Linked DNA regions of Homo sapiens: all the other regions are linked to region 1. The links are chromatin loops, found by intact Hi-C in ENCODE. Cell type or tissue: PC-9. All regions are shown on one strand. Region 1 has its middle 12 kb from the start of LRRC8D. Region 2 has its middle 41 kb from the start of ZNF326. Region 3 overlaps LRRC8D (leucine rich repeat containing 8 VRAC subunit D). Region 4 overlaps LRRC8D (leucine rich repeat containing 8 VRAC subunit D). Region 5 overlaps LRRC8D (leucine rich repeat containing 8 VRAC subunit D).

Region 1 (5,000 bases):
AGGCACCCTCCACCTCTCCCACCAGGGCATGACACACGATGCACACGTCTTTGCCTTCCCTTAGAAACTTTATTCCAACCTCACCCACTAGATACTTGCTGTACCCTCTTTGTGAGGACAGGACCTTTGGTTTTCTTATCCCAACTCTAGGAACAGGGTTCCTAGACATTATCTTATCCCAACTCTAGGAACAGAGCCTGATATTGGATAAGCCCTTAATGATTGTTTATAGATAAGTGAATGAACAAACTGAGAAGAATGATTAAAAAGAGAGAAATACAGGAGAAGAAACACTTTAAAAATTACCTTATTTCATAAAGGGCATGTGAAGTGTGGGGACAATGCCTTTGGGGTCAGAATGGGGCACCTAGGGATGGCCAAGGGGAGCTGAGGAGCCCTGTTTACTGCACTAACTTCATTTTTCCTGTGAATCTAATACAGCTCGACTTAATACATATTTACTGGGAGTCTTTGATGTGAAAGCCACTACGCTGGACACTGGGGAGTCAAAAATATATTAAGACACAGTCCCTGAACTTGAGGGTATGATAATTTAAAGTGAAACCATTTGGTGATCTATATGCCAGTGTGTTTAATAGGAAACAAGAGATGACACTATTCTGCTCTGAGGACAGTTCAAATGATTCTGGGTCTCATAATTGCTACATGATGTAAGGTGAGTCTTAAGAAGCAATGAAGCACAACGGAGAAAAAAAAGCCAGGCTTTAGAGACCCACAAACCCATGTTTAATACTGTAGCTCCCTCCTCTTACTAGTTATGCTACCAGCAGCCTGGGCTGCCTGTGTAACGTAGGTCTAATAATAATAACACCACTTCTGGCACATATTAGCAGTGGTAAGCATGATTTAGCACTGTGCCAGGCACTCTGCTAAGCACTTTCCATGCGTTATCATATTTAATCCTCTCAGCTATCTAAGTGCCACTTTTATTCACATTTTATTACTGAGGAAACTGGCTGTCATAGACTGAAGGTTTGTGAACCCCCAAAATTCGTATGTTGAAGCTCTAACCCCTGCTGTGGCTGTATTTGCGGATGGGACCTCAAAGGACATATTTAAGGTTAAATGAGGTCATAAGAGTGGGGCCCTGAACAAATAGGTTTAGTGTCCTTATTAGAAGAGATACCAGAAGGCCAGGCACAGTGGCACACACCTATAATTCCAGCACTTTGGGAGGCTGAGGTGGGAGGATCGCCTGAGCCCAGGAGTTTGAGACCAGCCTGGACACTATAGTGAGACCTCGTCTCTACAAAAACTTTAAAAATTAGTTGGGTGTGATGGTGCAACTGTAGTCCCACCTACTCGAGAGGCTGGGGTGGGAGGATTGCTTGAGCCTGGGAGAAGAGATTGCAGAGTCATGATTGTGCCACTGCACTCCAATCTGGGAGACAGGGAAAGACCCTGTCTCAAAAACAAAAAAAGAGACCCAGGGAAAACTCTCTCTCTTCACCCCCTCCCCTCCAAGAAAGAACATGTGAGGTTTTTGCACCAAAGACAGGCCTCATGAAGACACAGTGAGAAGGCAGCCAGGTGCAACTTAAAGACAGACCGCTCACCAGACACCCAGACACCAACCCTGCTGACATCTTGATCTTAGACTTCCAGTCTTCAGAACTATGAGAAAATAAATTTCTGTTGTTTAAACCACCCTGTTTATGGTATTCTGTTATGGCAGCCCGAGTTGACTAATACAGCTCAGAGAGGTTAAGTAATTTGCCTAAAGTGACCCAGATATCAAATAGTACAGTCAGGATTTGAACCTGAACCTGAACCTGGCTGATTAATAAATTAGATAGTGTAGGTAAAATTCCTGCATGGTGCTGGCAAATAATAATCCCTTAATAAATGGTTTATAATATACATATTGCACTCCAGAAGTCAGGCCCACAGAATTATTGCTGTTAGTTAGGGTGAGTTACTAGGAGGACGGCTCAGCAAGAGAGCAAGGAGGGCTAGGCTCCAGAGCCTGTGGCATGAGCCAGACACAAGAAAAGAGACACCTCAGCCACCACCAGTGCTTGTGCAACTCCTCCTGCACTGAGCTTCCTTGGACTCAGGAGCTATCACCCAGATCTGTGGAACCCTAACATCATAGGGTTACAAAGGTCTCACAGGTCACCCAGGTCCACAATCTGGTGCCTGCATACCCCTACCACATCTCTGCCAAGTGACAGCTGCTGCTTTAATCTCTCACCTGATGGCCTCTCAGTATGGTTCTCAGGCAGGGAAGGTGGGAGATAGAGCCCAAGTCCCAGAAGTCATCCCTGGATGACACTTTCAAGATCTTCTAAGTCAACCCCATGTGTTCCACATGGTCTGCTTGGAGGAGGAATAGCAGGGACTTAACCTAGGGAGAGGCTGGAGCTTTTCCCTCCCTCCTATAGAATGAGTCATTCCTTCCCAACCCACTTTTCTCATTGTCCTTCCAGGAGGCAGTGAAAAGTTTCACATATTTGGAAATCCAAATTAACACTGATGCAAACAAAAGGGCCCCTAAGTCATTGGGAACCGGTTTGGTCGGCATCACCACGGAGACCTGGGGGGCAGTTGTCAGAGGAGAGCTGGCTCAGATGTCAGAGATGCACAAACTTGCATATGCTCAGTCCACAAGCAACACCCCCGCAGCTGGCATCTAAACCCTTGGTAAAGCTCTTGGCTACAGAGTGCTCGTTGATGACATTTCATCTCCAAGGCTCTCCTTGACTTTCCTTTCACTGATACAAGGTAATGCAGCTTGAAGCCTCCTACTTTAGCTTGCAGCACAGGGGGTCATTAGTGAGGGGTAATGCTGTATTCACATGCTGGTTACCTGTTTGTCTTGTCTTCTCTTTTCTGACAACACACAGCAGGCAAGGCCTTATCATCCTTTGATGAGTAAGGACAGCTATCTTCTTCAAAGGGCTGGAGTCTCAAAATGAGATGGTCCTTTAGATTTTTCAGTCCCAACTCTTTCATGAAATTGTACCAAGATCCTGATTTCCTAAGCAGACATGGGTCAGGAACTTCATTATTGCCCTTTAATAGATTATATGTTAGTAGGTGCTTGATAAAATCCATATTGAACAGGACCTGAATGTGAGTCCATCCTTGGAGCCACTGCTCTGCCCCTGAAACTTTCTCTGTCCTAGCCCTTCAGCTTTCCCTTCCTGCTGGAGTTCTGCCACTCCTGCAGGGCTATGAAATTCAATTGTGAAAACATCTCTCCAGACCTCTTCATCAGTTCTTCCTAACAACTCTAAGCCTCTAATACTTGTGCTTAGACTATTTTTAACTTTTCCTTTCTTTTAAAAAATTACACCAGAGGAGCTTAATGAGCCCTACTTAACTTTTCGTAGAAAAAGAAAATTTGCAGACATTAACCAATAAGTGCGACTGAACACCATGGTTAGCTGGCACGCCTCTGAAAACCTGCCTTCTCCCTGTGCAATACAATAGTTTATTTTTGGACAGCAGCCTCCACACAACATCATGAACACACAACACTGGGGTTTATAATGAACTTAAAAGAAAGTGAAGATTTATGTGAGAGGTTTAGAGGAGGAACTCAGGGTTGCAGAGGGCAGGGTGTGGGAAGGAGGGACGAGTTCCTGGGCAATGAGAAGTCCTGGCTGCCCAAAGCTGCTTCCAGCATGTTGCACCTCCAGATTCTTTATCTTTGCTTTGAATCAGCCAGGAGTATGAATGATATGAAGCAAGTGGGAGAAAATAAGCAAGATTTCAGATTTTTGTTCATTATCATGTAAAACTAACACACACATAGACACGCATACACCACCACCACCACCACCACGAAAACCAGCAACTAGCCAAACAAAAAAGAGCTTGAGCTCTTACAAAGAATAAAGCACTGTGGCAATAAACATTTTCATCATTCCTCCATCCAAACTCAAGAGTCCCTTTGGGTCAAAGTTGATTCTAAGGAAAGGTTCTCAGCTGTCCTGCAAGGCAAGAGGTCCAAGTCACAAATTACAGGACTGCCCCCATTCGTGTCATAGCAGTTAGGACATGACCATTTGCCCTCTGGATTTTAGCTGAAGTATCATGGAGGTCTTTCCAGGCATGAAAGTAAAGCCCTATTCTTAATAGTGCTCGTACCCAACCATGCTATTTGTTCCAAAGTCGCCTGATTACTTTCCCTATTATCACCATGACCTTCTAAATTGGGGCTCAGCCATGCCTTTACCTAATGGGGTTACAATAAACCATCTCTGACCTGGGGTTTGTGAACGCAGTGTGAGGCATGCAAACACAGCCTTATTTAAGTGCTACTGGTGTGTCTAAGGTCTGGGGACCAGAGAGGGAGGAAGTTAGACTTCAGCAGTGCAAGACCTTCCTCTCTTGATAATTAGCCCATTCTCTCTGAACAGTGTTAGTGTTATAATGTACCATTCTTTAGAATTTTTCTTTAGAATCCATATTATTTCAAGCATTCCATGATAACTCAGAAGATAAAAGTGCTTGCTCAAAGCAGGACAAAGTACTGTCTGGCTGTGTTGGCTAAAAGAAAAGATTTTTAAGATGCTAAGAAATAAAGGAGAAATTTGTACATGACAGGAATAATTTTTAAGTTTATTACCATAACAAATTACTTGTGATCAAAATGAGTGTGAAGTATTTATTCTTGATGTATACAACTTTGATTAATTAATCAAAAGGAGACAGGATAAGAAGAGCAATTCTTTTGAGTTGCCACTCAAGTCTAGTGCTCATAATGAAAAAGGCAAAGAGTTTCATGTTTAGACTCTTGATGAGAGGTTAAAAAGTCAACAAACCTCCATCAAAAAAAGCAATTTTCTGAGTTCTTTACTTGCATGTTTGCTAGTGAGGCAAAAGCAGCCAAGGCTTTTGTTTTATGCACAGTGTAAACAGAAATTGTGTAATCCTTATTCAATGGCTCATTGAATTTAGGTTTAGAATGGGCCTCATTGCTTGTCCCATGCTACCTGATAGAATGGAGATGAAGACAAGCTCTGTGCCTG
Region 2 (5,000 bases), 150 kb after region 1:
TTTTTAATTATTAGCATACATTTTACCACTTATCTGTATATTATACAATGTTCTTTTAAAATGCAAATATGGCCAGGCAGGGTGGCTCACGCCTGTAATCCCAGCACTTTGGGAGGCTGAGGCGGGCGGATCACAAGGTTGGGAGTTCGAGACCAGCCTGGCCAACATGGTGAGACCCCCCCATCTCTACTAAAAATACAAAAAAAATTAGCCGGGCATGATGGCAGGCGCCTGTAGTCCCAGCTACTTGGGAGGCTGAGGCAGGAGAATCGCTGGAACCTGGGAGGTTCAAGTGAAGGTGAGAAAGAGAAATCAAGAATGTCAACTAGATTTATGTTTTGATCAACACATACCAGGTGACACCATTTCCTGAGAGGTAAAACAGCAACAACAAAAATAACAACTTGTATTTCAGACAAATAGAAAATTATGAAGAATAACTTAACTTCTAAAACATTCATTTGTATGTATGCTGATGCAAATTTCATTTAGAATCTGACGTTAAAATGAAGAGAGAAGGGCAAATGCATCTAAGACTTTAGAATATTTTTGGTAATAATGTGTTAGGTAAGAAAAGAATATCTGGATAAGCGATGTAACTACTCTGGCAAATGATGTTTTACATTATAATGCAAGTTAAATAGACTATTTTGCCTATGCCTGGAATTTTCCAGTGGAGGTAGATGATTTCTTAGAACAGGGATGAGTGGAAAGTTAGGGTATTTCTGAAGACCCACTAGTGAAATAGCAGTGTTTCTCCCTCAGAGATTGTTCCCTTTTTGATTCCTATGACTAATTCTGTCATTTGCAGGAGTTTAAGAAAAAGTTACATTTTTTTTCCAGCTATGTCTCTAACACATTTTTCTGGCACTGTTTATAAGCTCAAATTTCCAGTTGAAAGGATGGTTAAGATTGAATTACTCTTCAAATTCCTTTTTCCTTTCACAGTTGTTTTTCCTTGACGAAGTCTCTTTGTCACTATCAAGGTTAAGTGAAGTCACTATTGAAGGAAAGAACAGAAGGAATTTGGAATGCTTTTCCATTAACTTCTGAACCACAGTGACTTATTCCTTGAGAATCTCCAGTAAGGCTTAGGGTCTTTCGGATAAGTCATTTTGGAGAAATGTTTTCTTCTTTTGCTGTTAGGTTGACATGGCAAAAGAAATAATATTATTTGTGTTAACCTTTGTCCTAGTATGTTATTGCTCAAAGCAAGGTTGTAGATACCATGAGAATTATGCCTAAATGATACAAAATTGCATTTTCACCACCCAGTACTGCACATGGCAGATATTTGGTAGGCATTAGTTGAATTACAAATTCCAAGAATCTGCTAGAAATCGTAGATTGGTTCCTTTCATCTTGCAGATAGCGTGATGGAAGAAGAGGAGTTGAAAGCTTTTAGCTCCTAGGCAAAAAGTCACATGTTGTTTAGAAATCTCACTATTTCCTCTGAAATTGAAGGCATCATATTTTTAAGGACATTTTGTAGAGCAAGGCCCTGAATCTGAAACCACCTTTGCAGAGATTATGATAGCGAGACCAGTCTAGCATGGCTGACTCCATCTTGCTTCTAGCCTCACAGCCTGGCTGTCTTTCCTCATTGCTGGGCATAGACCAAGCTAACCATGGGAGGAATTTAGTCATATAGTCATAGTTTACCTTTTTTTTTTTTTTTTTAACTAAATAGGGATGAGGTCTTGCTATGTTGACCAGGCTGGTCTCAAACTGCTGGTCTCAAGCCATACTCCCATCTCGGCCTCCCAAAGTGCTTGAGATTACAGGCATGAGCCACCACTCCCAGCCTATAGTTTAACTTTAAAGCAAGATGATAATAGTCCTTTTCTAAAAGTAATCTCTTTATTAACAGACTGAAACCACCTTTGTAAGACTGAGAGACCACAAGATTAAGATTATGGGAGGGGCCTGAATTCTGCTAAACTACAGGCATATTTTATATAATCCTTACTGCTCAGGAGTCATGTGGTCAGAGTCATGTGGTCACAAGATTTGTGACTTCCCCAGTTGCTCATGTAGATAACATCACTAATGTAGAACCTAAAATTGGTCTTTTGAGATACTTTTCAGATTTTTACATTCTGGCAACTGATTGACCTCACCCAGACCTGAGGCTCAGGCTTCAGCCAGTCCTGTGGCCCCACCCAGAGGCTGACTCAGTGCACGTAATTGTTTTCCACACCCCTGTGATTTCATTCCTAACCTATGAGCAGCACCCCTTCCCTTGCTCCCTACCCACCAAATTATCCATAAAAACCCTGGCCTCTGAGTTGCTGGGGAGACTGATTTGAGTAATAACTTCAGTTCTGCTTGGCTGGCCTTGTGTTAATTAAACTCTTTACTGCAATAATACTGTCTCAGTGAATTGCATTTACCTGTGCAGTGGGTAAGAACCTGTTAGGCAATTACAAATCCATAAACATAGCCTTTATAATTATCTTGCTAATTCTGTATGCAAACTTCTTTAAAATTTTTTAAAAATTATTTATTGTTTTTATTTTACTTTATTTTATTTTTATTTTAGAGAAAGACAGGATCTTGTTCTGTCACCCAAGCTGGAGTACAGTGGCATGATCATAGCTCACTGTAACCTTGAACTCCTGGACTCAAGCGATCCACCTGCCTTAGCCTCCTGAGGAGCTGGGACTACAGGTGTGTGCCACCACACCTAGCTAATTTCTTTCTTTCTGTCTTTTTTGGAAAAAACAGGGTCTCGCTATGTTGCATAGGCTGGTTTTGAACTCCTGGCTTCAAGCAATCCTCTCATCTCAGCCTCCCAAAGTGCTGGGTTTACAGGCATCTGAGCCACCCCACTCCAGTTATATGTAAACTTTCAAGTTTCTATTTAGTTTGCTTGGCAGGATAAGGGAGATCCTCCCCACCCCCACTCCATCTAGGGAGAGCTTTTAGGATAAAAAAAACTCTGTGGTAGGAAGTAAACAAACATTCTCAACTGACAGACTTTTGAACTGAAAAGGGCCAGGAAGACAACAGAAACTCCTTTACCACAATGATATAATAGGGTGAAGTGAAGAACATATTAATATGCTGGGAAAAAAAAAAAAAACCCAGGCATGGGGCTAGAGTACATGCCTGTCATCCCAGCTACTCAGGAGGCTGAGGCAGGAGAATCACTTGAGCCCAGGAGTTGGAGGCCGTTCTGGGCAACATAGTGATATTTCAGCTCCAAAAATTTAAAAAGCCTGAAAAATACTTTGCTCCTGTGTTACTGACCCCCATTGTCTTTGAAAGATGAGCAATACTGATTATGGGGAAATATTTGTCCTTAGGTATTTCAGGAGGAAATTGGCCTCAGCCATCAGCCCTCACTGCCCAAGGGGGAAAAGCATTTCAAGAAGTTCCACTACAGGGGTAGCCACATTCCTCCCACTTTAGAGTCAGCAGAAGGATAAGCCAAGGGAATCTGCCTTTAACACTCAGCAGAAGCCCAAGGCATTCATCTTTGCACTTCATAAGAAGAGACAGCAGCAACTGGGACCACTTTCTCTTTTTGAGAATGGGACTGATTTCTGAGGCAAAGGGATGGGATCATTAGAAAAGGAATCTCAGAGGGAAGATCGAAGAGGAGGACAGCAGAAACCTGAGGAGACAGAGAGCAAGGTAACAGCCATTTGGGATATCTTGTAAAGGTCTAAATTGTGAGTCCTTGTCCCGTCTGCTCACCTCCTTTCCTCATATGGTCGTAGGGAGCAGGTTACTCAGAGAGGGTTATAACTGTTGGTCCTCCTCTTCCGAATGATTTTGCAATGCTTATCTACATTTTTTTGGAAAAGATTAGTGTCCAGAGGGTGTTTGAGCTTGCGGAAATGGATGCATATGTGTTTGAGAAACAAATATCCTGATCAGTTGGTGGTCCCTAGCAGAGATGGGTCCGAGAGGGTTACAGGCCAGACTCCCCCCCATAACTAAGATAAGGAGGAGTTTACTGGTGTTGGGGCTCAAAACACAGTGCCCTAAAGTGTGGTGCTTTGGCATGCTGAGTACTTTGAACTGAAGGAGATTGCAAGGGCCTCAGAAGCAACATATTTCCGACCTTCTCCCACCCTCCTATCTCCAGACTCTCTTTCTCCCCTGAAGCAACTCATAAAACCAGAATAAGTCTTCCTCAAGATGGGTCATAGAAATTCTAACTCCTCTCCCCTGAAGCAGGCCATAAAACCTAGAAATGTCACTCTCTGACATTCTCCCCTCTTCCCTGAAGACCTTCATGTGACAAGTGTCTTGTGCTATACCCAGAGCTACATAGGGGGCCAAGAAGAAGCAGAACAGACAGGCCTTGCTGCATTCCCCTCAGTTGATTACCATTATTGCAGCATACCCTTGTTGTCCAATCTCATTTCTACGTGACTGTCCATTTGTCAGCAAACCTAAGCATAAGAATACCCAGCTTTTCCTGGGTCTTTGGTTCTTCATTTCTGAAGTCTCCCATGTCATTTAAAACTTTGTTAAATAAATTTGTCATGCTTTTCTCTTGCTAACTTGTCTTTTGTTATAGAAGTGTCTGCCATGACCATTGTGATGAGTGACGAAGGAGTATCGTACCTGTTTGTCCCTCCACAGGCTAGCAGATGACTCGCTAATCGTAGGAGACAAGCTATCTCCTTTGCCTTGACTAAACCTTGAAAACTAGCAAAACTCATCCACATAGCAGAATAGGAAGGCATTCCTGACACACCTGGGTCACATGAGATTTAATTGTTTTTATTACAAGGCCTTTTGTGAGGTCTTGCAAGCAGTGGGGAAATTACCAACTGGACTACTATTTCTTTCACAAATGCTAATTAAATGCCTTTAGGTGGCAGACTCTTTTCTTTTTTTTTTTCTTCTTGAGACAGAGTCTCACTCTGTCGCCCAGGCTGTAGTACAGTGGCAAGATCTCTGCTCACTGCAAACTCTGCCTCCCGGGTTCAAGTGATTCTCCTGCCTCAGCCTCCTGAGTAGCTGGGATTACAGGCAGGTGC
Region 3 (5,000 bases), 100 kb after region 1:
TTTGATTTTGAATTGGCCGACCATTGACCATGTTGGACCAGCAGCAGCAGCATGTGGATATGTGGGTCCAGGCAGGAGGGGCTAACCTCTCCATGGCTTCTGTCTCAATGGGGAGTTCCTTACTGTGACTCTCAGAGGAAATGAAGGATGATAAATCCAGCTGCTGCTTCCTGTTTCTATAATTTGGGGATTTATTTTTTTAAAGGGTAGAATGCTTTATTTTTAAACCAGTGGAAAATACCCTCAACGTGTTCCTTGTTAGTATTTCCTTGAAATCTAGATGCACTCATTTGAGCTTTAAAGGAGTGGGTGTGTTTGCGTGTGTGTGTGTGTCTGTGTGTCTGTGTGTGTGTCTGAAATTCCCATGATGCTGCCTGAGATGGCTCGCTCTCTTTCAGTTTTTCAACAACAATAACAACAGAATGAAAACCAATTAAGGCAGATTTCACTGGGCAGGAAGCTCTATGTGAGATTGATGACAGTATCTGATTTAGAGGAGGCCTGTAATTTATATCTGTGGTATTACTATCTCTCTGGGTATGCTTGTGCAATTCAGGTCTGGTTTTTCTTCTGCTTGTGATTGTGTCATTAGTAATAAAGTCCCGAGGCATTTAGGAAACACACTGCCTTCTCACATATCATTGTTTACAGACAGTAGCTGTTTGGTATAGATGATTAGGATGCCATTTTTGGAGTTTGATTATGTAGCCCCTGACTCCATAACTAAAACCAATAGGTAGAAATATATTTTACCAGTGCCATTTTTTTTTTCATTTCCTAATTTAAGAGACAGAGGATGTATATGGGGTTCCAATGGTACATCGTTCAGGAGCAGCATAGGAAATTTATCTGGCAAAATAGAATTATAAGAATTTAGTAGGGCCAGGCACGGTGGCTCACGCCTGTAATCCCAGCACTTTGGGAGGCCGAGGCGGGCGGATCATGAGGTCAGGAGATCGAGACCATCCTGGCTAACACGGTGAAACCCCGTCTCTACTAAAAATACAAAAACTTAGCCAAGCGTGGTGGCGGGCGCCTGTAGTCCCAGCTACTTAGGAGGCTGAGGCAAGAGAATGGCATGAACCCAGGAGGCGGAGCTTGCAGTGAGCCGAGATCATGCCACTGCACTTCAGTCTGGGCAACAGAGCAAGACTCCGTCTCAAAAAAAAAAAAAAAAAAGAATTCAGTAAATATACCAAATCCCCTCACTGAGTAAGAATCTTGGCTCTAATTTAAGTCCCTTAGCCCCTCCTTTCATGTTCTTAAAATCATAGCTAAGGTACTATTCTTCTTATAGTGGGTGATCAGTACATATTTTGTACTTACGAACCAGTAGGCCTAAGTGAGTTGTTTATTCTTTTAAGAATTATGGTTACACTTTAATGAATTCAGAATAAAAAATAAATCTTCACAGCCTAAATTTAGTGAAGAGATTATACCGAATATTTGGTCTGACTTTGTTAACAACTTTTTGAAGGTAAGATTTAAAAACTTTGAGACTATGACACTTACTGGAGGACTGTTCCAGCACACTGGATGTTGTAGAAGTCTGGAATTCTCATCTCCATTCTGCCATTTCCTTGTAACAAGTTTCTTGGCTATAAAATAAAGTTGATATTATTTGTTTGTCTCATAGTAGTTTGTGAGGATCAGATTAGTTGGAATCCATGGAATTGTCTTTTAAAAAGTGAGATTATGATAAAGACCTTAGGTAATATTGTTATTAAATGACAGTTGGGTTGTTGTTTCATTTTTTAAGACTTTACTCCTTGTGCCCTTAGGCAGCCTTTGACTACCAGCATTTTGTCACCTTCACTTTAAGGGTTCCTTCTAGTGATTTTTTTTAATTTGTAGAAGCAAATTTAATTTAATTTGAGTTAATCTCTAGTTTAAAATAAGCTGAGGGGGCAGGTATGGGCTTCATAGTGTCAGTCAGATCTGGGTTTGAATCCTGGTCCACCTTGTATTAGCTGTGTGATCTCGGTCGAATTACTCAAACTTTCAAAACCTGTTTTCTCTCAGTAAAACTGAAGCAGTAATACCACTGCTCAGGATGGATAGGACAATTTAATAGGCTCAAGTATGTAAGTGCTTGGTTATTCAGGAGGGGTAATTTTCTTCCTGTCTTCCCCTGCCTATTAGCAGTAGCCTCAGTGTTGAATGGCAAGATACAGCCCAAGATTTTCCTGTAAATATGCCAGCAGTGCACAGCTCCTCCCCTCTCTACCTCATCTTTGTCCCTGTATACCATGGTCAAGGAAATGAGAAGTAAACTAGCCGCTGTAGGTCACTGACACTCTCCTTAGAAATGCTAAATATTTCTTTTCCCACCTTCTTTTCAGTGTAATCTGACCTGAGTTCTCTGAATGCTTGACCTTCCCAGGGAGTTTCAGCGGGTGAGAAAGCCTGACACTGCTTGGATTACTTGAATATATACAGAGCTACTCACTCATATGTCCATGCATTTTTGGGGTTTTTTTTTTTTTAGTTATATAGTTTGTGGAATTATTTTGCAAGTTACCTTTTTCCCTTTAGACTTTTCAAAAAAGAACCTTTTAAAATTTTATGACGGGATAAGCAATATGGTGGTTAGCAAGATTAATGTTTACCAGTTTGCTGAAGGGAAAATCAAACAACATATGTCCAAACTCTGTTTAAGAATTTCCATGGGATTCTGAATTCCTTAATCTCTGTAGTTTTATGAAGTCATAGCAACATGCCGCATACTTGAGTTATAGCTCCTTGTCGAAATGTGTTTGTATAATTTGACTTTATGTTCAAAATAAGAAACAAGTAGCCGTAAGAAAAACATCTTGGTACTCTCTCACCCTGCTACTTCCAACTTTTACCCCTCTACTCCTTTCCTATCCTGAAAAATACACCCTCCCATCATACCTGCCTCCCCCGCTTGCTGTTGTACCAGCCTTTTGTTTCATCCCCAGCTGAGATTTGAGAGGTGAATATTCACTTTCCCACATACCCTTGCACACGTGAGCCAGACTTTTTCACCGAAAGTGCTCAGGCCAAAGTGTCAGGTGACTCTCAGCTGCCAGATCCAGCGGTCACTTTTGCCCCTTAACGTGCGTGACTTGCTTTTGACACCTGCAATGCTGCTTACCACTCTCTTCCTGAAGGGGTTGCCTCTTTTGGCTTCTAGGCCAACATTCTCTTCATAGTTCTTGTCCTCTGACCCACCCTTCTTCCTCTCCTCTGCTGAATGCTTTTCTTCTCCCAGTTCCCTAAATGCTAGTGATCCCCTGGATTCTGCCATTGGCCTTTTTTCTCTGTGTATGCTCTCCTTGGATTATCTCATCCTGCATATGTGGATTAGTCACAAATCTGTAAATCCCAGATCTTTCTCTTAGGATTCAGGACAACCAACTACTAGATACCTTGACTTAAATTTATTATGCCACTACCAGCTATTCCAACTGAAAAATTGAATTGAGTGGAAATCATGTTGACTATAGAGTAGTTTTCTCCTTCATCTCCCTGCCTCCAGTCTTTCCTCCCTTCAATCTTGCTTCTACATTCCTGGTAGAATTCTTTTTAAAACGGAATGGTGACCTCATTGCCTCACTTGTTAAAACCCTTCAGGGGTTCCTTACTGTCCCTTTGTAATTAGGATCTTACAATATTGAACTTTCCCTGAGTTGTACCCTGGAAAATCTCCCCATCCTTCAATTTTCCAACCCTCACCCCCCACCCCCACCCTTTGGTGTTCTGGGAAACCACAAAGGACTATCTTGTTCTCCAATATTCTGAGATTAGACCCATCTCTGTCCTTCCTGACTCCCAGATGACTTCCTTGTTTACCTGCCTCTATAGAACTCCAGACCCTTTCCTTTTCTTTGAGACAGCCCTCATTAGTGTTTTATTCCAGTAGCTTGAAGAAAATCACCTCCTTAATTGTCTGGTGCATTTTGGCTCTCACAAGTCTTACCCTGTTAATTTGTTACAGTTATCATTCTATCATGTTATGTTTGTTTATAATATAATCTCTACATTGTATTATTTATAATAAATTACAATATATTGTTCATAAATTGTTAGTATAAAATACTATTTTATGTTTATACTTCCACTTTAAGTCCTTAGTGTTTATAAAATACTTGTATTTATAAACAAGGATGAATTATAAAATAAGTCTGTCCAAATCTATTTCTAGATGCTTTTAAGAGGTGTTTTTTAGTAGTTGGAGGTTTTATTAATTATGTTACCAACTAAACTGCTGAGACACCCAAATAGAATGACTTAAATAAGATAGATGTTTATTTCCTCCTTACAGAACAGTCCAGATATGAGCAGCCAGCAACTGGCAGGATAGCACTCCTGTGCTACACACGTGATTTCTAAGGTTGTCCTGCTGTCCCCATTTCTAGCCCGCAGGAAAAAAGGAAAAGGAAGGCCAAGTCAAGTAGCCTTGTCTTGTAGCCTTGTCTTTATGAAGGTTACCAGGAAATTAGTTGAACTGCTTCTTACATCCTGTTGGTCCCTCCTCATTAGGTGGCCACATCTGGCTGCAAATGAGGCTGGGAAATGTTATCTCTAGATGGGCACCTTTGCACCTAGCTAAACTGGGTGGTGATGGTGGCAGGTGTATGTTACTAAATAATGATTTTGGGGGCACACTTAGTAGTTATCATAGAAATGGAAGACTATTTTGATTAAAAAGTCAACTTGGGAGGAAATGAGTGATTAAAAAACATCTGGGCCTACCCTATAAGCTTCAGTACTTGCCATATGTAAGTAACAGGACTCAATACTTCTTTCTTTTTTCCTTCTAGAAAAGTATGCCATGCAGAGTTAAGAGTATGTAAATTTAAAAGACAGTTTGTAGCTCTTACTCTCAACCAGTGCATTTGTGGTGAAAATGGGTGGCATAGGATACATGTGCATATTACAAACAAATGCTTGCAACATGGAATTCTCTCTACACTTTTTTGTCTCATTACTTATATTTTCAGATTCAGTACAACTTGTGGTATCAGTTTATCACC
Region 4 (5,000 bases), 82 kb after region 1:
TTTTTGGTTTGGCCCACCTTTCAGCCTGTTAAGGTGTTTTCATTGCTAACTCTTTCTATCCTGTATAGTATCCTCTTAAGCCTTATGCAATCAAAATTTCTGCAGCAGTATCATGAATTTAAAATATGGGATAGGAGGAGAGCCCTATGGCATGGCATTCTTCTTCTTATTTTCTTTATAATGTTACCACCTCAGTTATTTAGTTTGTTGGCTAATGACAGATTAGGGAGCCACAGGGTGGGAGGTTTCTTAGAAGAGGGGTGGACTGATCATACCCTGAGTTTATTATCTGATGCCACAGGAGAAAACAGAAAAGATGTAAAAAGGCACCAAGGGAGACGTGACACTGTGCATTTGTCAAAACCCATAAAACTTTACAGCACATATATTGAACATTAATGTATCCAGATTTTTAAAAGCCATTTAGGAGGTTGGAGGATCCCAGGATGAAATTCAGACTATGACAAAAGAATCCAACTGTATTACAAAGTACAGAATAAACTCACTGAAGAAAGTGAATGAAAAAGGGTTACCGACTTAAATAACTTAGGAACTATATGCAAGCACTATACTCTATTCGATAAAGTTGTTTCCCATGAGGATATAAGTTAATGATTCTGAAACTATTATATATGTACACTGGAATTGAATAATAAGTAAATGGATAGTGGATGATGAGGGCCTTGGTTTCTCACTTTGGAATGGAAAGTTATAGATAAGCAAGGAGGGAAATGATCCATGTGGTAATGGATTTGAATTGGAGATACCGATATGAATTCATGTTTAGCTTGATATAGATACAAAATACAAAGAAATATTTATAGATATGTGTATATACACAAGTTAGTACGCACACAATTTCTTCGCTGTGTCACCTGAGAGAGCCTAAAAGCAGCAATATCCCAGCAGCAACAAGCATATCTGGCATCCAGATCTTGGTTTCTAATACCATTATCCTGTGAAAGCCACCAGGTCTCCTGGCCGAATGACAGATTCCAGATTCTAGAGCGGGGGCAGGGAATGTGCAAGATGAACTTGGAGCATCTTGTAGTGCTGGAAAGTAAGGAAGAGCTTAACAAACCCACAATGACGAAGGTTTATCAGAGGGACACAGGAGTTACTGAAATAGCTCACAGTGGCCAAAGATGAAATAATTTGAGCAACAAAATAAAGTAGTAATGAACTGTAACCCAAACTATGAAATATGTACCCATCCTGATATAAATAAATGATTGAATCAATAAATAAATGAGGGAAATAGACAAATCTGTGCAGAAAAATTCCAAATGATTTATGTAGGTATTCCACTCTCAAAGAAGTGGGTTATAATACTTGTCATTTCCTTAAGTGTGGGCTGTGCATGGTGACTTCCCTCCAAAGAGCAATGTGGGAAGGCAGAGAAACCTGACAAATACTGCTCTAGTCTGGTGAGCAAGGTTAACATCAGTGGTGGTAAGTCAGGCTAGTGTTTATGCTTGATATGATGTGATGAGAATGGCACTTTACTTCTGGGGTCTTACTCCCAGAAACCTATAATTTCAGGCTAATCATGAGAAAAGCATGAGACTAATTCCAGTTGGTGGTCATTCTATAAAATACCTGACCAGTACTCCTCAAAACTGTCAAGGTTATCAAAAACAAGGAAAATCTGAGGAACTCTCTCAACCAAAAGGAACCTAAGGAGATATGAGTAATAAATGTAATATGGTATCCTGGATGGGATCCTGGAACAGAAAAAGAACATTAGGTAAAGACCAAGGAAATCTGCAAAAAGTGTGGGCTTTAGTGGATAATATATTTTTATTGGTCTGTGAATTGTGACTAATGTATGATATTATTAATGGGTGGAGTATATTGTAACTCCTGGCAGTAACTTAAATTTCCTCTAAATCTAAAACTATACTGTTTAAATGTTTGTTTAAAAAAAAAAAAAAAGGCAGCCTGGATGCACTGGCTCATTCCTGTAATCCCCGCACTTTGGGAGGCCGAGGCTGGTGGATCACTTGAAGTCAGGGGTTCGAGACCAGCCTGGCGAACATGGTGAAACCCCGTCTCTACTAAAAATACAAAAATTTAGCCAGCTCTTTTGGTGAGCGCCTGTGGTCCCAGCTACTTGGGAGGCTGAGGTAGGAGGATCGCTTGAGCCTGGGTAGTCGAGGCTGCAGTGAGCCGAGATTGTGCTCCTGCACTTCAGCCTGGGTAATAGAGTGAGACCCTGTCTGAAAAAAAAACATAAAATAAAATAGGCCGGATGCGGTGGCTCATGCCTGTAATCCCAGCACTTTGGGAGGCCGAGGTGGGTGGATCACGAGATCAGGAGATCGAGACCATCCTGGCTAACACAGTGAAACTCCATCTCTAATAAAAATACAAAAAATTAGTTGAGCGTGTTGGCGGGCGCCTGTAGTCCCAGCTACTTGGGAGGCTGAGGCAGGAGAATGCCATGAAACCGGGAGGCGGAGCTTGGCAGTGAGCCAAGATCACGCCACTGCTCTCTAGCCTGGGCGACAGAGCAAGACTCTGTCTCAATAAATAAATAAATAAAATAAAATAAAAGCCTTGAGGATTCCAAAAACATTGTAGGAGAGGGCAGCATACCACACCCTAGGAGCCTGGGGGCCTCCGTGTTACAAAAGTGTTGATTGATGCTCTTGATAATGGAGCTGAGTCATCAAGAACAGGTTCAACTTTGTCCTGAGAACCACTAATTCAGGGATGTTCTCACTACATTTTCCTGGTTACAGCCAACTTTTTGGTATTTATAGCCCCAGGCTTTGTATGCTATATCATTCATTCAGTCTTTTTCCTGACATGGTTTAACCTAGGAGGCTCAATATGTAGAATTCATGTCTGAGTCAGCCTCTCCGTATCCCCTTTATCTCCTGGCAGAATCTCTGGTTCCTGGCTCAGGCACATCCATGTTTTTGATTTTTGATTTTTGGTTTTGGAATTATCTTTTGACTTAAGAAGTCACAAAAATAATACAGAGTTCTCCAGTACCCTTCACTCACCTTCCCTTATGTTAATGCCTTACATACCGTAGAACAATTCTAGAAACCAGGAAATTGGCATTTATACAATACTGTTAACCAATCTAGAAACCTTATGCAAGTTTTGCCAGTTTTCCTACTAATGTCCTTTTTCTAGTCCAGGATCCAATTCAGAATCCCACATAGTACTTAGTCTCCTCCAAGCCATGATGATAGTTCCTCATTCTTTTTTTGTTTTTTATTTTTTTTAGAGACGGAGTCTTGCTGTGTCATCACTCTGGAGTGCAGTGGGGCGATTTCGGCACACTGCAAGCTCCGCCTCCCGGGTTCACACCATTCTGCTGCCTCAGCTTCCTGAGTAGCTGGGACTGCAGGCGCCCACCACCATGCCCAGCTAATTTTTGTATTTTTAGTATAGACGGGGTTTCACCGTGTTAGCCAGGATGGTCTCGATCTCGTGACCTTGTGATCCGCCCGCCTCAGCCTCCCAAAGGGCTGGGATTACAGGCGTGAGCCACCGCGCCTGGCCTCAGTTTTTGTCTTTCATAACATCAACACTTTGGAAGCATACTGGCCAGTTACTTTGTACCTTGTCTATCCATTTGGGTTTTCTGGTATTTTCTCATGATTAGATTGGGGTTATGCATTTTTGGCAAGAGTACCACATAAGTTATGTGTTCTTCCAAGTTCGTCATATCAAGATGCACGTGATGCTGATATGTTTTATTACTGGTGGTGATAACTGTGATCTGTTAGTAAGGATGATGTCTGCCACTCCATTATAGAATTATTGTTTTCTCTTTTGTAATAAATATCTTGTGGAGAGATACTTTGAGACTATGCAGATATCCTGTTTCTCATACTTTTGCTCACTACTTTTAGTGTTTATCAGTGTCTTGTGCCTGCAACAGTTATTGCTGTAATGTTTGCCTAACAGTGATTTTTGTCTTTCCATCATTTCCTCTACATATATTATTTGGAATTCTGCTTTAAGAAAGAGCTGTCAAGGTGCATTCATTTTTAGTAATAATGATAACCACAATAATGTTGATTATAATTATAATGGTACCCAACATTGTTATTATGACTTGCTTTGTGCCTGGCACAGTGCTGAGTTCTTGGTTTCACTTTTATAACACCTTCTTAATTAGCTCATCTGTCTGCAAGAGTTGTATTTCCTGGAGCACCCTCTCCAGCCTTTCCTTTCCCTTTGTTCCTGTAACTTTCATTTGCCCCTCTGTCATCATCCCCCTGCCCTCTGTATTAACAACTCTGGGTTCTCTCACTCCATACTAGACTTTGGTCTCTTATCTCTGTATCTCCGGTTCCATGTATAATGTCCATCACATCATAAGTGCTCAGAAACTGTTATTGAATGAAATAATTTGTTTTGAGCCTGTGTAACCCCAGTTCATCCTACCTGAGCATGCTACATTGTTCCGTTTCACATTCTGATAATTGTTCTTTAGTGGTCAAGCCATATGTTTGCCCCATATGAAGCTCACAATGATAAAATGCTGGATATTTCACAGTGCTGCTGCTGTTAAGCCAGGTGTCCTGAACGCCCTCGCTCCATGTTTGAGTTTTTAAATTATGTACAAGGCTTTAGGCTGATCCCTGTTAAATATCATCTTGTTTGTTTTAGCCTGCCTTTTCAACCTATGGAGATCTTTTTGATACCTGATTCTGTTCCCCAGCCCATTTGCTATCCTTTTCAGCATTGTGTGATTTAAAATTTTTCATCTTCCAAATGATTGATAACAGTGTGGGATAAGGTAGGACCAAGTTCCCCGCTTGGCATTATTTAGCACTCTAGGTGCAGTCATTTGACCTGTAAGGAATCTACAGAACCGTCACTAGATTGATATTTCCTTTTTTTTTTTCTTTTGAGACAGTCTCGCTCTGTCGCCCAGGCTGGAGTGCAGTGGCACCATTTCAGCTCACTGCAAGCTCCGCCTCCTGGGTTCACGCCATTTTCCTGCCTCAGCCTCCTGAGTAGCTGGGGCTATA
Region 5 (5,000 bases), 58 kb after region 1:
AAAGGTCTTAACCAGTACTTGGGTTTGCATTGAGGCACCATGTCAATAGTGAGGATCAAAAGATTGGTCTGTTCTGTTTTTTGTCTTTGAACCAAGACTTTCCAAAAAGAACATAGACTTGTTTTGAATATTGCCGCCTCTGGGTGTGAGTGATTATGCAAGTCAGTAGCATTTTTGTTTTTTTGTTTTGAAAAAACTGTTCAACATAGATGCAGAGGTAAGAAATTGCAAGAAAAACAAAAACACTTTTTCAAACTTGTACAAAGCCATCTTTGAATGCAGGTGGTCCTCAGTTTACAAGGAGTTGTAATTCTTCCTTCATCTGATGAAAGACACCACTATCCACCAGTTACCATTTGAACACTTTCCATGATGTATCCTTCTCATTTAACTCCCAGATGCAATGAAGTGCCAAGCCCTCTCAATTCTATCTTAAATTTTATCTGGTATCTCTTAACTGTGCTGTGGGCTGCTGCAGTCCACAGCTCCAGTTGCGGCCTCCATCATGTTTTGCCTGGACTGCTGCAGCTGCCTCTGAACTCCAGTGCTCTCTATACATTGGAACCTTATGTCAGTGACCTCCTTAACACCCTCCAGTGAATTCTCATTATCCTTGGAACTCCTTAATAAGGAGTTAAAAGCCAGAGTCCTTAAGACATCAAGACCTTGCCGCAGGAAACCTCAGCCTCCATCTCTAGTCTAGAGTACTAGCTTTACCTACCCCCGACCCCTCACCATCTTCCAGACACAAAAAACTTCTTCCTGTACTTCTTATTGGCTAAGTTTTCATGACAATAAGCTTTGACTACAGGGTATGTCTGATGTCTAGCACACTTTTTCCCCTTCTGCTCCTTCACTTTTGTTTGGGTAACTCCTGTGTCTTCTTTTGGTTTTAATGTCCTTCCAGAAGCTGTCTAACCCCTAAACTGGATTAGGTCCCCTTGCTGTTTCCATAGAACATTTTACATCTCCAACATTTCACTTATTACATTGATTTGCCTTTTCTAATAGATTTCAAGCCCCATAAGGGCATAAATATGTCTATCTTGTTTCCCACTGTATCCCAATACCCAGCACACAGTAGGATCTCCCGTGTTTTTGAATGAATGTGGTCCAGATCATTCCCTTATTATTACTTGTAGTAGTGCTTAGCACACAACCTGTGAATGAATTTCATTCCTTTAAAGGGAGTTTTCAAAAACCATTCTTGTTGATTACTTTGCTTAATTGTACTAAATATGTATAAACATGAAATTATATATATATATATATATATATATATATACTTTCTGTGCTTATAGTTTTTATAAAACTATTAAACATTTTAAAATCGCAAATACAAATAATATATTAAAACCTTTGAAATTTAAATTAATAAGATGAATGCTTTTTTGCCAACACTAAATCACTTATGTTGATTTTTTAAAATATGAAGTTGTTCCATTGGGTCCAAATATGTACTTAAGGCATATGAGTCTTTTGACTGATAGTAGTAATGTAGAGAATACTTATTTGCATAAATAAGTTATTCAGAAGCACATTATGAACTCGAAAGCCTTGCTTGCTAGCTCAGGACTATCAGAACTTATCAGATCGTAAATCTGCCAGTGAATAGTTCTTTAGTTACAATTTTAATGATTTTAATGACTTACAACTTTTTTGTTAGAGCTGTAAATGTCCTGTTCATTCAAAGATGATGTTACCATTTCAGAATTACTGACATCAACTCCAAATATATATCTAATTCAACTATTGGCAGAATCAGGAACAGGAATATGTTTGTAAATTTTAGTTCTTAGAGATATGGAAAATTTTTAAGGTTTTCAGCATGCAGCCAAGTGTCAGACTGTTGAAGGAAGTCAATAGATTATAGAAATGACTCATTCAGATTATTTTGAAAACAACTTGAACAGAACTTTTTGTTATCATTGCCTCCTCTTTATAATTTTTGAATTGCTGAAACAAAACCTTTGCTCTACAATACCTGCATGTGTAGCACATACCTTCATGTCATTTGACCTTCCCTTGGTGTGTTTCTGCAGATTATGTATCAAGTCTGCCTCTGTCCTTTCCTCATCAGCCTGAAGCAGTTACTATAGTACATTCCTTCACTGTTTGTCATTTTATGGTGCCATGAAATTAAAGTCTTGCTCAATGACAGTCTTAAATTACATTTTATCATTGCCGTGTGTGCTTATCAGCACCCCAGGAGTACTGATCACTGATGAGGAATGCTTGGTGATGTGGCAATTATAAATACACACTTGGGCATGGTATTGCTAAGGGGGTCATTCGGATGGTCCAGTGTGCATTTATATCAGTTTCCTTTAGATTAACATTAAGATGAAAACACAAATTGAAAGATTATTCTGGAGAAGTCATAGACTCTTGAATGTGTCGGTAGTTTTTTAGAGATCCTTAGACCCCTGTTTGAGAACACTTGCTTACAGCATTCATAGACTGTGTACAAAAATACAGCCAGATTATTGTGTTTCTGGAAGTGTTCTGGCGTTTCTAGGCCATTCCTTTAGTTCTCTACTTTTCTTTAGCCTTTGAGCCTATCCCTACATCTTAGAAAACCCCTTCTTGGTGAGAGGAATGTCAAGCTTTGTTTTCTGGTCTCACGAAGGCCCGATAGGCTCTCTGTTGGGGTCTCTCTCTGGCTATTTCTGGTTACCTAGGTAACCCTGCAGCCCATCCCCTCAGGAGCATGGAGAATACACACCTGTTGAGGAGGGAATAGAGAGAGCAGGGCAGCAAGGAGAGTTAAGGGCGGCATGAGGATTTCAAGTGTATCAATCAGATAGATACTTACACTTAACATTAAAAGGAAAAATCGGTGTGATGTCGACCCCAAAGTCGAAGGTATTTTATTAAGCCAAACATCATCAGGGTAGCAAGTCACTTAGTATTTGTGTATTTTTTTAACTGTTTTATTGAGATATAATTCATATACCATACAATTGGCCCACTTAGAGTGTATAATCCAACAGTGTTTGTAGTACATTTAGAATCATGTGACCATTACCACATCAATTTTAGAGCATTTTATCACCCGAAAAGAAACTCTGTCCCCAGTTAACATCATTCTCCATCCTTTTCAGTCTCACCAGCCCCTGACCAACATTAATCTGTAGATTTGCCTATTAAGGACATTTAGAATAAATGAAATAATACAATATATACTTTTTCATAAATTATGTAGTCACTTTTTGACTGGCTTCTCTCATATTTTTAAGGTTCAGCTACACTGCAGCATGTGTCAGTATTTCATTTCTTTTTATTGCCAGATCATATCCCATTGTATAAATATGCCAGATTTTAAAGTGTACCATTCTGTAATGTTAAGTATATTCACATTGTTTTGAAACAGATCTCTGGGACTTTTTCATCTTACAAAACTGAAACTATATACTCCACATTTTATTTACCCATTCTCATAGATTGGGTTGTTTTCCACATTTGGGCAGTTGTGTATAATACTGCTGTGAACATTTGTATGCACGTTTTTAGGTGGAGATATATTTTCATTTTTCTTGCGTGTATTCTGCCTAGGAGTGGAATTGAAGGGCTAGTCATCTGGTTATTCTTTAACATTGTGAGGAACTGCCAAGCTGTTTTCCAAAGTGGCTGCACCATTTTGCATTCCCACCAGCAATGTCGTTTTTGATTTGCATTTTTCTAATAACTAAGGATGTAGAACATCTTTTCATGTGAAGACATTTAATTAAAATGTTTTCCTTAAAATAATGTTTTACTAGATTCTCAGGGTTATAACTTAGAAAGGAAACATCCTTTTAGAATTCTTCAAGGATACTAATTGTAACCCAAATTATGAGGATTGAAAGACAAAGAGTAAATGGCTGCCCTCATTGTAAGGACTGACTGTTGGCAGGTTAGGTTTTAAGTAGAAATGGTTTAGCAGTCTCATTTTCAGGAACATACTAAATGGAGTCCTGAACTGGGTTATCTGTGATAAGCAAAGGAGGAAAGAGAAAAAGAGGCAGATGGGCCAATGTAAGCCATTCCCTTTCAAGATGCTCAATTACTAGCACAATCAAGCCAAAGAATGGCCTTCAAATGATGAGAAAATACATAAGCCATCTATACATTTTCTAGTACCTTGTTTGGTGTCTGGCACAAAATATTTATTCTGGGTTTTGAAGAAGATAGAACCTTGAATGCAGCTGACACACCAAGATTTTGAATCATAAAATGTAAGGATTAGAAGCTAATGATTCCCACAGGAAACATTATAATAAGTAAAAACAGGCTGCGCAAACCGTCCCTGGGTTAAATTCTTAAAGCTACTGGGCTCCTTCAGATTATGCAAATTTCTTCAAAACTACATCTGATCTCTCCCATGATTCCCTCAACACATGCATGAAAGGTATATGTGAATTCCATGACACGAATGAGGTTTATTTATGTAAATATACCTCAGCATATTCCCCCACCCCCCACCAAATAAGGCACATCAATTTTTTACAATAATAAAGAGCTAATTGTTGAGTTCTAACTATATGCCAGGCACGTGCTAAGCAGTGTACATTGTGTCATTTAATTGACATAGCAACTCGATGAAGTTGATCCTACTCTTATTCCTGTATTACAGAAAAGGAAATTTAGGTTCAGCAAGACCAAGTAATTTGCCCAGTATCATACCAGCTCTAAAGAGGCTACCGGAGGATTCTAGGCTTCTGGTCAGTGCTCTCAACCACTGAACACAAAAATGTCTTTCTTATTCCTTTTAGTCTGCTGCAGTAATTGGGAGGATATAGAATAACTTTTTAAGTATTGACACTGTATTTTTTGTTGTTGTTTTTTTGTTTTGTTTTGTTTTGTTTTTCAGACAGAATCTCACTCTTTCGCCCAGGCTGGAGTGCAGTGGTATGATCTTTGCTCATTGCAACCTCTGCCTTCTAGGTTCAAGTGATTCTGCTGCATCAGCCTCCCAAGTAGCTGGGAGTACACACGCATGCCACCATGCCCGGCTAATT

Evidence for each region. Hi-C counts contacts between places; a loop is a spot of excess contacts. Peaks named below come from ENCODE experiments on the same cell type or tissue, not always from the same donor. Only the 100,000 strongest peaks of a DNase experiment are listed, where the experiment ranks them.
Region 2: a loop joins it to region 1, with 8 times the contacts of the local background. A loop is called at or near these places in 18 of 110 quality-filtered maps.
Region 3: it touches region 1 in a loop (9-fold over the local background); 2 of 110 quality-filtered maps call a loop at or near these places.
Region 4: it touches region 1 in a loop (8-fold over the local background); 2 of 110 quality-filtered maps call a loop at or near these places.
Region 5: a loop joins it to region 1, with 4 times the contacts of the local background. A loop is called at or near these places in 2 of 110 quality-filtered maps.

What each region holds. Positions count from the first base shown.
Region 1 is chr1:89,806,159-89,811,158 of GRCh38, forward strand. No RefSeq gene overlaps it. Among named protein-coding and RNA genes, the nearest start is that of LRRC8D, 12 kb to the right of the region's middle. In PC-9, no CTCF peak of the experiment used is centred here; DNase peaks (open chromatin) are centred at 2,493, 3,623 and 4,890; H3K4me3 peaks cover 2,403 bases; H3K27ac peaks cover 4,211 bases.
Region 2 is chr1:89,951,230-89,956,229 of GRCh38, forward strand. No RefSeq gene overlaps it. Among named protein-coding and RNA genes, the nearest start is that of ZNF326, 41 kb to the right of the region's middle. In PC-9, no CTCF peak of the experiment used is centred here; DNase peaks (open chromatin) are centred at 2,192, 2,932, 3,342, 4,252 and 3 weaker places; H3K4me3 peaks cover 1,751 bases; H3K27ac peaks cover 4,825 bases.
Region 3 is chr1:89,908,705-89,913,704 of GRCh38, forward strand. The region is part of intron 2 of LRRC8D (leucine rich repeat containing 8 VRAC subunit D); the gene reads left to right. Among named protein-coding and RNA genes, the nearest start is that of ZNF326, 84 kb to the right of the region's middle. In PC-9, no CTCF peak of the experiment used is centred here; DNase peaks (open chromatin) are centred at 547 and 2,307; H3K4me3 peaks cover 1,067 bases; H3K27ac peaks cover 4,781 bases.
Region 4 is chr1:89,887,661-89,892,660 of GRCh38, forward strand. The region is part of intron 2 of LRRC8D (leucine rich repeat containing 8 VRAC subunit D); the gene reads left to right. Among named protein-coding and RNA genes, the nearest start is that of LRRC8D-DT, 68 kb to the left of the region's middle. In PC-9, no CTCF peak of the experiment used is centred here; DNase peaks (open chromatin) are centred at 2,711 and 3,201; H3K4me3 peaks cover 788 bases; H3K27ac peaks cover 5,000 bases.
Region 5 is chr1:89,864,076-89,869,075 of GRCh38, forward strand. The region is part of intron 2 of LRRC8D (leucine rich repeat containing 8 VRAC subunit D); the gene reads left to right. Among named protein-coding and RNA genes, the nearest start is that of LRRC8D-DT, 45 kb to the left of the region's middle. In PC-9, no CTCF peak of the experiment used is centred here; a DNase peak (open chromatin) is centred at 2,126; H3K4me3 peaks cover 1,130 bases; H3K27ac peaks cover 3,690 bases.